Linked DNA regions of Homo sapiens: region 1 is linked to region 2. The links are chromatin contacts, found by Hi-C or POLR2A ChIA-PET in ENCODE. All regions are on one chromosome and are shown on one strand. The core of a region is the stretch at or near the end of the contact, and the rest is flanking DNA. Distances in the headings are between cores, read along the strand shown. Region 1 has its middle 81 kb from the start of MIR5192. Region 2 overlaps COMMD1 (copper metabolism domain containing 1).

Region 1 (5,525 bases), core at 2,946-5,445, 250 kb after region 2:
CATCTTTTCATATCCTTATTGGTCATTTATCTTCTTTGGAGAAATGTCACAATCCTTTGCCAGTTGGTAGGATTTTGATTGTTTTCCTTTTGCTTTTCTGCATTTCTTATTTGGATGCAACAGCAAGAGTTGCTTGTGTAAGAACAAATAAAAGAACCAGGATAGAGCCAGGTGTGGTGGTACATGCCTATAGTCCCAGCTACTTGGGATGCTGAGTTGGGAGGATTGCTTGAGCCCAGGAGTTCAAGTTCAGCCTCAGCAATGTAATGAGACCTTGTTTCATTTAAATGTGTGTGTATATATGTATGTATGTGCACAAAAGATTTGACCAGACTTCACAAAAGAAAATATATGAATACCTAAGGCTGGGTGTGGTGGCTGATGCCTGTGATCCTAGCACTTTGGAAGGCTGAGATGGCCGGATCACCTGAGGTCAGGAGTTTGAGACCAGCCTGCCCAGCATGGTGAAAGTCTGTCTCTACTAAAAATACAAAAAATTAGCTGGGCCTGGTGGCTCATGCCTGTAATTCCAGCTACTCGGGAGGCTGAGGCAAGAGAATCGCTTGAGCCTTGGAGGCAGAGGTTGCAGTGAGCCGAGATTGTGCAACTGCACTCCAGCCTGGGTAACAAGAGTGAAACTCCATCTCAAAAAAAAAAAAAAAAAGAAAATATATCAATAAACATACTAAAAGGTACTCAACATCATTATTTATCAGAGGAAAGCACATTAAAACCACAATACAATACCACTACCTAACCACTAGAATGACTAGGATTAAAAGATTGACAGAACCAACTGTCAATCTTGCTGGCAAGGATGTGGAACAACTGGAATTCTCATACATTGCTGGTAGAAATGTAAAATGTATAACCACTTTGGAAAATAGTTTGGCAGTTTCTCAGAAAGTTAAGTTAAATATATACTTACAATGGAACCTAGCACTTCTAGGTATTTATCCAAGAGAAATGAAACATACGCCCATGAAAAGACTTACGCATGAATGTTCATGGCATTATTTATAGTGGCCCCAATCTGAAAATGACCCAAATGTCTATCAACAGAGGAATGAATAAACAAACTATGGTATAGTCATACTGTAATTGCCTGACAGGTTCTTCCTGCCCACTGCACAGACAAAACCAAATCACTGAGACCGTTGTATTGTAGTGGAGAAAGGATTTAATTAATACAAGGCCACCTAGTGGAAGGACTGGTGTTATCTCTCAAATCAGTCTCCCCAAGGGCTTGGAAGTTAGGGTTTTTAAAGAATAGTTTGGTGGGTGAGGGACTAGGGAACGAGTGCTGCTGATTGGGTTGAGGATGCAATCATAGGAGTATGGAAAACAGTCCTTGTGCACAGAGTCTGCCTCTGGGTCGGGGGCCACGGACCAGTTGAGTCATGAGTCACAAGTCCAGGTGGGGTCAGTTGGGTTCCAGAATGGAAAAGTCTGAAAAACATCTCAAAAGACCAATCTTAGGTTCTACAATAGTGATGTTATCTGTTGGAGCAATTGGAGAAATCACAAATCTTGTGACTTCTGGCCATGTGACTCCTGAGCAGTAAGGAGTTATAGAGACTATACCTACAGCTGGGCATAATAGCTCATGCCTGTAGTCCCAGCACTCTGGGAGGCTGAGGTGGGAGGATTGCTTGAGCACAGGAGTTTAAGACCAACCTCGGCAACATGATGGGATGCCATCTCTACAAAAAATACAAAAATTAGCTGGGTGTGGTAGTGCACACCTGTAGTCCCAGCTACTCAGGAGGCTGAGGTAGGGGGATCACTTGAGTCTGGGAGGTTGAGGCTGCAGTGAGTTGTGATGGCACCACTGCACTGCAGCCTGGGGGACAGAGTGACACCTGGTTTCAAAAAAGAAAGGAAAAGAAAGGAAGGAAAGGGGAGTGGAAGGGAGAGGTGGAGGCGGGGAAGAGGAAGGGGAAGGGGAGGGAAGGGATTACACCTATATTTTAGCAGAGTTCATGTCTCCTCTCATAATCCTAATCTTATGGCCTTTCATTAGTTTTGGTCCCTGAGCAAGGGGGCAGAGGTTAGTTTTAGGGAGGGACTATTATCGTCTTTGTTTCCAAGTTAAACTGTAAGCTAAATTCCTCCCATGGTTAGCTTGGCCTGTGCATAGGAATGAGCAAAGATGCCAGCCTGCGAGGCTAAAAGCAAGATGGAGTCAGCTGTGTTATATTTCTCTCACTATCATAGTCTTTGCAAAGGCAGTTTCAACACAAGGGCTACTACTCAATAATAAAATGAACAAACCGCTGATGCATGCAAGAACATAGATACTTCTCAAAAACATCATGCTAAGCAAAGAAAGCCATACACAGAAGAGTATATGCTGTGTGAGTCTATTGACATGAAATTGCCAGAGGCTGGGGGTGGGAGAAGGAATTAACTGCGAGGAGGCAGTCAAGGGAAATCAGGGGGTGATGGAAATGTTCTCCAACTTGACTGTGATGGAGTGAGCATCTAAAAACTAATAGAACTGCACAGTAAAAAGGTACATTCAATTGTATGCAAATTATACCTGAGAAAGTTAATTTAAAAAGCAGTAGAAGTAGAGGAGGAAGAGGAGTAGGGATAGAAATAGCAAGAAGATGAACGGTAGAAGAGGAGGAGGAGAATCAGGAGAAGAAAATTACCATGTAGAAATGATAATACGCTCCCAGTCAATCCATCGCCCACGATGTGCCTGTCACTGTTAAGTGCCAGGGAGGGGTATTCTGTAAAAAGTGAAAGACCTGTCCCCTGTCACTAGGAGTTTACAGTCTATTGGAGAGGTGAAATATTCTTCAGAATCCCAAAGTGTGAGAAATGACAAATCAAATTCATATGCTCCCCCCACTAGGGTTAGTGGGAAATCAGTCTCTGTCATTGTTTAGGATTTCCTCCCTCCTCCCCCACTTCATCCACCCAGCCCAAGGTGTGCATGTGACGCCCAGGCTTACACTGTCTTAGGGAAGAGGGAAGAGGCCCCGTCTTCGGTCCAGCATTGGCTGCTTCTCCTCGTGCAATTTGTCCACAGCCCTTCTGATCTCATCCATGCTCATGACTCCTCCTCTTTCTTTTTATTTTTTATTTTTTTTGAGATGGAGTCTCGCTCTGTCGCCCAGGCTGGAGGTCAGGGGCGCGATCTCAGCTCACTGCAAGCTCCGCCTCCGGGTTCACGCCATTCTCCCGCCTCAGCCTCCCGAGTAGCTGGGACTACAGGCGCCCGCCATCATGCCCAGCTAATTTTTTTGTATTTTTAGTAGAGACGGGGTTTCACCGTGTTAGCCAGGATGGTCTCGATCTCCTGACCTCGTGATCCGCCCACCTTGGCCTCCCAAAGTGCTGGGATTACAGGCGTGAGCCACCGCGCCCGGCTGACTCCTCCTCCTTCAAACCAAGCTAGGACACTTCTTTGCAGAGGTTCTCAGGCCTCTGCCTCTGGTGCCACAGTCGCTGACCTTCAGGACGTGTCATTCCCAGGGTGCAGATCCCCCAGTCATGAGGCCTGCAGAAGGCCGATGGCTCACGCACCTCATCCTTCCCTCCACTTTGGCTGCTTCCTTCTCTAGCCTCCTTCCAAGCCATCCCACCAGCTCTTTACTCACTTCCTAAAAATAAAGCCTTCACCTCTCTGGGTAGGGGAAACCCATGCCCCAGGACTTGAGGCCTGGCTATCCAATAGGAGGAGAGGTATAGTTCATTTTTTTCATTATGCGCCTACAGCCCAGAAAACAAGGGGCAGTTACTTTTTCTTTTTTTTGTTGGGCCTCACTTTATCCCCCAGGCAGTGGTGCAATCTCAGCTCACTGCACCCTCAACTTCTGGGGCTCAAGCGGTCCTCCTACCTCAGTCCCCCAAGTAGCTGGGACTACAGGACATACTACCATGCCCAGCTTTGCCATGTTGACCAGGCTGGTCTTGAACTCCTGAGCTCAAGCAATCTGCCCACCTCAGCCTCCCAAAAGTGCTGGGATTACAGGTGTGAGCGACCGTACCCAGCCTGGGGCAATTAGTTTCTTAGCCTGGTTGTTCTATTAGACTGCTGCAGGGGTCTGGTTCTAAAAAGATAGAGGGTGTTGGATGTCCATTGTGGGTGAGATGGCTCAGAGGGTGATTAGTGCCTGTCAGTTGAGTGTGGTGACCTCGTGAGGGGTGGGGCTGGTGGCAGGGAGCCAGGAGCTCCTGAAACAGAGGATGCCTCAGTGTCCTGGCACTGTGCCCAGTCTGTCTGGGGCCAGTCTCTCACCAGCTGAAATGTATGTGGTTACAGGAGAAAGGGCACCACACTGGGTGACAGAGCAGCTAGTTTCAGGAGGTGTGAGCCCAAAGAAATCCTGGCTTTGGGGAATTTGAGGGAGGTGGCAGTTTCAGAGAATCTGAAAGTCAGCCCATAATCCAAAACCAAGGAGAGAAGGCACCAAGCTCCACCCAGCCTCTGGCCACTGGCTAACTCTGAATGGGAAATGGGCCTACTATTTGCTGTGCATAACCTGCCCATCCCCCAGGATTTCTAAGAAGTGCTTGGCCTGTGTTTCTTGGTTCTCCTGAGAGCCAGATGTTTAATAATTTGAGTACATTTGAACTTGAAAATGCAAAAACATCCTTCTAGCTGCATCCTCCTTTTCCTTCCAGGGCCAGAATGATGTAGTGGGAGAACTTGATTCTGAAATCAAATGGAAAGTGCTTTTGTTTCTGGAGGTTAGAAAAAAAAAATTGTCAAAGAGCCAGGGCCTCATCTCTAAAAAGAAAACGTGAAATGGGCCATGAGTCCTGCTTAATAATTCAGAGATCAAACAGAGCCAACAAGAAGCTGGAGTGAACGATCAGATATACTCACACCCTTCTCTTTTTATCAGCTTGCAAATATTCTCGTTGGCAGCTGGTTAGAGAGAAGCAGTCCATCACAAATAAGCTAAACCATGCGTTCATTCACTTATTCAACAAAATCTTCATGACCGCCTCTTATAGCAGACGTCGCTAGTGCTGGGGATGCAATCCAGAACCAGCATGTGTCCCTCTGCTTCAGGGACCTCAGGATCTATATCATGATTCTCAAACTTTCATGTCCATCAGACTCCCCTGGATGGCTTGTTAAAACACAGATTCCTGGGTCCTACCTGTGGAGTTTCCAATTCAATAGGTCTGGGATGGCCTGAGCATTTGTATTCCTGAAGAGTTCCCAAGTGATGCTGATATTGCTGGTCCTGGGACCACCCTTTGAAAACCACTGGGCAAAGCAACCATGTCAGCCAACCATTTTCACCTCTCAGCATTACATGGCTCACTGTAGGAAATTCGAAGCCCTGGATAGGTTGCTAGAGGCCTGAGCTTACCAGCCCAAGAGCTGTGGCCATCCCAGGCCCACATAGCAAAGGGCACAAATATCTTAAGGCACACTTATGTCTAGGGAGACTGTCCAGGGGCCCTGGAACCCTCCCGAGAGAGGAGGAGGTACAGCTTTGAGAGATCTTCTATTGACTTCTCAATGGAAATGGAGACCTCACAGCACCACCATTTCA
Region 2 (5,295 bases), core at 530-3,029:
TTTGCTCCTTGGAGTTATGATGTTACCCAGAAGTCTCAAAGCCCATCATGGGGGAGGGAGAAGCCAACTGAAATATACATGGCTCTGGCCCTAATAGCCATTTTAGTTGGAGGAGCTCCAGTTTTATCTGTTAAATTAGTGGGATTCTACAAAAAATTAGTTTGAAAGAAGATTCTGGGGGTAAAATAAAATTTGAAACCACTGGATTAGTAGAAAGATCTAGGAGTTAGAAGACTTATGTTCCAGTTTTGGCTGTCACATTAACTAGTTTTGTACTGTTAGATAAGTCACTTAACATATTTTTCTCAGTTTTTCACATATAAAACAGAACTAATTCGGTCTGCCTCACAGAGTTGTCCTTGGATAGTGGTCTTAAAAACTGGTGAATCAGTCTGGGCATGGTGGCTCACTCCTGTAATCCCAGCACTTTGAGAGGCCGAGATGGGAGGATCACCTGAGGTTAGGAGTTCAAGACCAGCCTGGCCAACATGGTGAAACCCCATCTCTACTAAAAATACAAAACTAGTCGGGCGTGGTGGCATGCACCTGTAATCCCAGCTACTTGGGAGGCTAAGGCAGGAGAATTGCTTGAATCCAGGAGGCGGAGGTTGCAGTCAGCCGAGATGGCGCCATTGCACTCCAGCCTGGGTGACGGAGTGAGACTCTGTCTCAAACAGCAACAGCAACAAACAACAACAACAACAAAAATAACCAAAAAACGATGAATCAAAATGTATTAAGTAATGAAGATATTGTTAATAATAGCAGCAATACTCCAATAACTGAGAAATTGAAAATGGCTTTGAATTTTGTTGTAGAATTTATCACAATAACGTATGGCTTTCTTTTTTCCAATTTTCTGTTATCTAGGCATGATTGTTTCTTTTTTAAATGTTTTATTTTTTGATATTTTATTTTTTATCATTTATTTATTTATTTATTTATTTTTGAGACGGAGTCTTGCTCTGTTGCCCAGGCTGGAGTACAGTGGCACGATCTTGGCTTATTGCAACCTCAGCCTCCTGGATTCAAGCAAATTCTCATGCCTCAGCTTCCCAAGTAGCTGGACTTACAGGCATACATCACCACGCCTGGCTAATTTTTGTATTGTTAGTAGAGCCGGGGTTTCACCATGTTGCCCAGGCTGATCTTGAACTCCTGACCTCAAGTGATTTGCCTGCCTTGGCTTCCCAAAGTGCTAAGATTACAGGTGTGAGGCATCACTCCTAGCCTGTTTCCTTATTTTTTTAATGTTAGATTTGTTGGCCACCTTCCTTAAAATTTCATTTCTAATGAAAGACAGTTTATGTATACTCATATACACAGCATATATAGTTGTGTGTATGTATTTTGAAAAACTTATATTGATTTTCTTTTACAGTTTCTAAGAACGTAAGTAGATAAATGAAGCTTAATTTGGAGAAAACTTTAACTTTCTCTGCCATTCCCAAGAGAAATCAAGCTCAGAATGCTTGCATTTATTTCCAGCCTTTGAAGGGCCAGAAAATTGTGCCTGAAAATTGGGTTAGCACATTTTCTGAATCTGACTGCTGTTAAGTTACTCTGTAGTTGGGTTGGATGCTATTTCCTGTCTTCTTTCCTTCAAGCAGAGAATATGCACTTCACATTTTTTAAGGAAACCATTCCTAGCTTGTATATTCATTTACATTCTACATCTTATGATTGCAAGGATACACATAAAGAGTAGGTCTTATTCAGAAAAGTCCTGGCAGTTGTCCCAGCCTTAAAGAGAACAAGCCTGTGCTCTTCCCTTTTACCTGATGGAATATCACTATGGCCTTTCTTTGAGGAGTTGATTAGCAAACTTGACTCAGAGAGGAAGTGAGAATAGCACATTGTGGTTAGGTGGTGCTGGCTGATTTTCTAGCTCTTGCACAGCATATGCCTCTTAAATATCAGGGGGAGTAAGCTGCTCTTGCATCATACCACCATGGTTGGATAGCCCAAGTTGCAATTTCAAGTATTGCTGGCCAGTTTCTGGTACGTAGTTATGGAAATATAGGAAAGCACAATTCTGTCTGACGAAGGAACATATATATCTGCTTGTGGAGTATTAAGTGTGAGATATGCCAGGTAGTATTTTCTATCTTTTGGAAGTTAAGAAAATTAAATACCTGAAAAGAAGTGTTCTTTTTTCTTATTTAAAGCTCTTTCTACTAAACACAAATATCCTTAGAACCAAGAATTCCATAGGAACTATGAAACCTAACTGGTCAAGTATTTTCTGGCATAGTAACATGTAGTTTTATTGCCCAAAGGCCCTCCTGGGAAAAATTTATATAGCTAGCAATCCCTTTGATAATCATACCAATAGCCATTTGTTAAGAGTACCGCTTAGCTGGGCACGGTGGCTTATGCCTGTAATCCCAGCACTTTGGGAGGCCAAGACTTGGGGGATTGCGTGAGGCCAGGAATTTGAGATTAGCCTAGTCAACATAGAGACCCTGTCTACAAAAATTACAATAATTAGCTGGGCATGGTGGCATGTACCTGTAGTCCCAGCTACTTGGGAGGCTGAGGTGGGAGGATTACTTGAGCCTAGGGAGTTGAGGCTGTAGTTGGCCATGATTGCATCACTGGCACTCCAGCCTACGTGACAGAGTGAGACTCTGTCTCAAAAAATAAAAATAGAAAAAGTACCTATTATATGCCAGTTCTTAAAAAATGTATTTTAAGGTAAATAAATGAAGACAAAGGTCATACAAGTTAGTAGCAGGGCCAGAGGGTTGAGTACAATTCTCCCTGGTGTAAAACTCATTTTCTTTCCCTATGTTCTCAGTGAAAAATCATTTATAAAATATATCTTTTACTTTTCAGAGTATAGTTTCTCTTGAAAACAATTTATGTGAAGTGAAACCTACTTGTATTTTTCATGGTGAAATTAGACATAATATCCCTAAAAATGAAAACCCAAAAGACAAAATATTTCAGGAAGAAAATTAAGGTTGGAGTTCTTGGAATTATATATCACCAAGATCAATTTGCCTTGCTTGAGGATTTTAGTATACACCTGTCAGTTTACTTTTTGGTTGTGTCATAGTCTTTAGTACAGGAATTTTTCTTTGCCCCCTTCCCCCCTCCCTTTTATTTTTGGAGACAGTCTTGCTCTGTCACCCAAGCTAGAGTGCAGTGGCGCGATCTCGACTCACTGCAACTTCTGCCTCCTGGGTTCAAGCAGTTCTCGTGCTTCAGCCTCTTGAGTAGCTGGGATTATAGGTGTGCACCACCACACCTGGCTAGTTTTTGTACTTTTAGTAGAGATGGGGTTTTGCCATGTTGGCCAGGCTGGTCTCAAACTCCTGGCCTCAAGTGGCCTGCCCACCTTGCCTCCCAAAGTGCTGGGATTACAGACATGAGCCACTGTGCCTGGCCTTTTTCTTGCCCATTGGTCACTGTTTTCCTCTTCACACTGCTGTACTCTACCCCCAGAACATTACGAGGATCTTATCAGTCCATGCCACCAGAAACTTTGCTCTTCCTCTAGATATTCATGACTTATACAGGAATGCAATATTACATTTAGTCAGTAGATGCCATCATCTAACATATAATATGTTTCAGACTGGAACTTCTTTAATTCGTGGCTTTAGTTTATTTTAAATTAATCCATTTCTACTCTCTAGATTAAAAATCATGAATCTCTTGATTTGTTAATAATGAAAACTACTTGTGGTTTTTTTTTCGCTCAATAAATTACATTTGTAAAGTTGATGTGTGTTTTCTTTTGCCAGTTTTATTAATAGAAAAGTAATCATTGAGCTGTTTTTATGCATTTTGTTAGTATTTTGAGATAGGGTCTCACTCTGTCACCACGTTGGAGTACAGTGGTGCTATCATAGCTCACTGCAGCCTTGACCTTCCAGGCCCAAGCAATCCTCCTACCTTAGCCTCCCAAGTAGCTGGGCAAACTTGGCCAATTCTTTCTGTGTTTTGTGTGGAGATGAGGTTTCACCATGTTGCCCAAGCTGGTCTTGAGCTCCTGAGCTCAAGCCATCTGCCTCCCTGTCCTCCCAAAGTGCTAGTGTGTCCGGAATTGGTGGGTTCTTGGTCTCGCTGACTTCAAGAATGAAGCCGCGGACCCTCACGGGTGAGTGTTACAGTTCTTAAAGATGGTGTGTCTGGAGTTCGTTCCTTCAGATGTTCAGATGTGTCCGGAGTTTCTTCCTTCCGGTGGGTTCGTGGTCTCGCTGGCTTCAGGAGTCAAGCTGCAGACTTTTGCTGTGAGTGTTGCAGCTCATAAAGGCGATGCAGACCCAAAGAGTGAGCAGCAGCAAGATTTATTGTGAAGAGTGAAAGAACTAAGCTTCCACACTGTGGAAGAGGACCTCAGCGGCTTGCCGCTGCTGGCTCTGGTGGCCTGCTTTTTATTCCCTTATCTGGCCCCACCCACATCCTACTGATTGGCCCATTTTACAGAGAGCTGATTGGTCCATTTTACAGAGCACCGATTGGTCCATTTTACAGAGAGCTGATTGGTCTGTTTGACAGAGCGCTGATTGGTGCATTTGCAAACCTTTAGCTAGACACACAGCGCTGATTGGTGCACTTACAATCCCTTAGCTAGACACAAAAGTTCTCCAAGTCCCCTACCCGATTAGCTAGACACAGAGTGCTGATTGGTGCATTTACAAACCTTTAGCTAGACACAGAGTGCTGATTGGTGCGTTTGCAAACCTTTTGCTAGACACTGAGTACTGATTGGTGCATTTACAATTCTTTAGCTAGACAGAAAAGTTCTCCAAGTCCCTACCCAACCCAGAAGCCCAGCCGGCTTTACCTCTCAATGGCACTCTCCGGGGGACTTTGTGGCACCTAGCCTGGGCACTCCGGCAACCCAGAAGGAGCTTGTGCCCCGATCAAGCCCAGCAGGTGCTGGCGGGCCGTGCCGAGTGCAGGGCCCACTGAGCCCGTGCCCACCCGGAACCCGCGAGCGCCGAGCGCAGCCCCGGCTCCCGCCCGTGCCTCTCCCTCCACACCTCCCCGCGAGCAGGGGGAGCCGGCTCTGGCCTCAGCCAGCCCCGGCGACGGGCTGAAGGGCTCCTCGAGCGCAGCCAGAGCGGATGCCGAGGCTGAGGAGGTGCCGAGAGCGAATGAGGGCTGCTAGCAAGTTGTCAACTCTCACTAGGACTACAAGCATAAGCCACCACACACCCGGCCTCTTTTGTGCATTTTGTATGCTGCCATTGAGGTAATGGTGCCACTAGTAAAAGCAACCCTTTGATGTAGATGAGATAGTAGGTCAGTTACAGCCTTTGTCTCTGAAGGTATTTACAA

Evidence for each region. A loop is a pair of places that touch in the nucleus more often than their neighbours do. ChIA-PET counts read pairs that join two places held with the same protein, here RNA polymerase II (POLR2A). Pooled maps may share reads with other maps.
Region 1: a loop to region 2 is called in a map with no recorded cell type, with 9 times the contacts of the local background. The contact joins two enhancer-like sites. A Hi-C loop is called at or near these places in 2 of 37 single-sample maps with no recorded cell type and 4 of 50 pooled maps. POLR2A ChIA-PET finds 5 or more read pairs at or near these places in 3 of 52 experiments (GM12878, MCF 10A and WTC11).

What each region holds. Positions count from the first base shown.
Region 1 is chr2:62,283,881-62,289,405 of GRCh38, forward strand. No RefSeq gene overlaps it. Among named protein-coding and RNA genes, the nearest start is that of MIR5192, 81 kb to the left of the region's middle. RefSeq lists a silencer at 3,994-4,288. Within about 2 kb of position 4,196, at least 9 of the 41 ENCODE cell types and tissues checked have a DNase peak (open chromatin) inside an H3K27ac peak, as active enhancers do; they include GM12878, where a contact is called at or near this core.
Region 2 is chr2:62,037,617-62,042,911 of GRCh38, forward strand. All of the region lies in intron 2 of COMMD1 (copper metabolism domain containing 1), which reads left to right. Among named protein-coding and RNA genes, the nearest start is that of COMMD1, 130 kb to the left of the region's middle. Within about 2 kb of position 1,780, at least 5 of the 41 ENCODE cell types and tissues checked have a DNase peak (open chromatin) inside an H3K27ac peak, as active enhancers do; they include GM12878, where a contact is called at or near this core.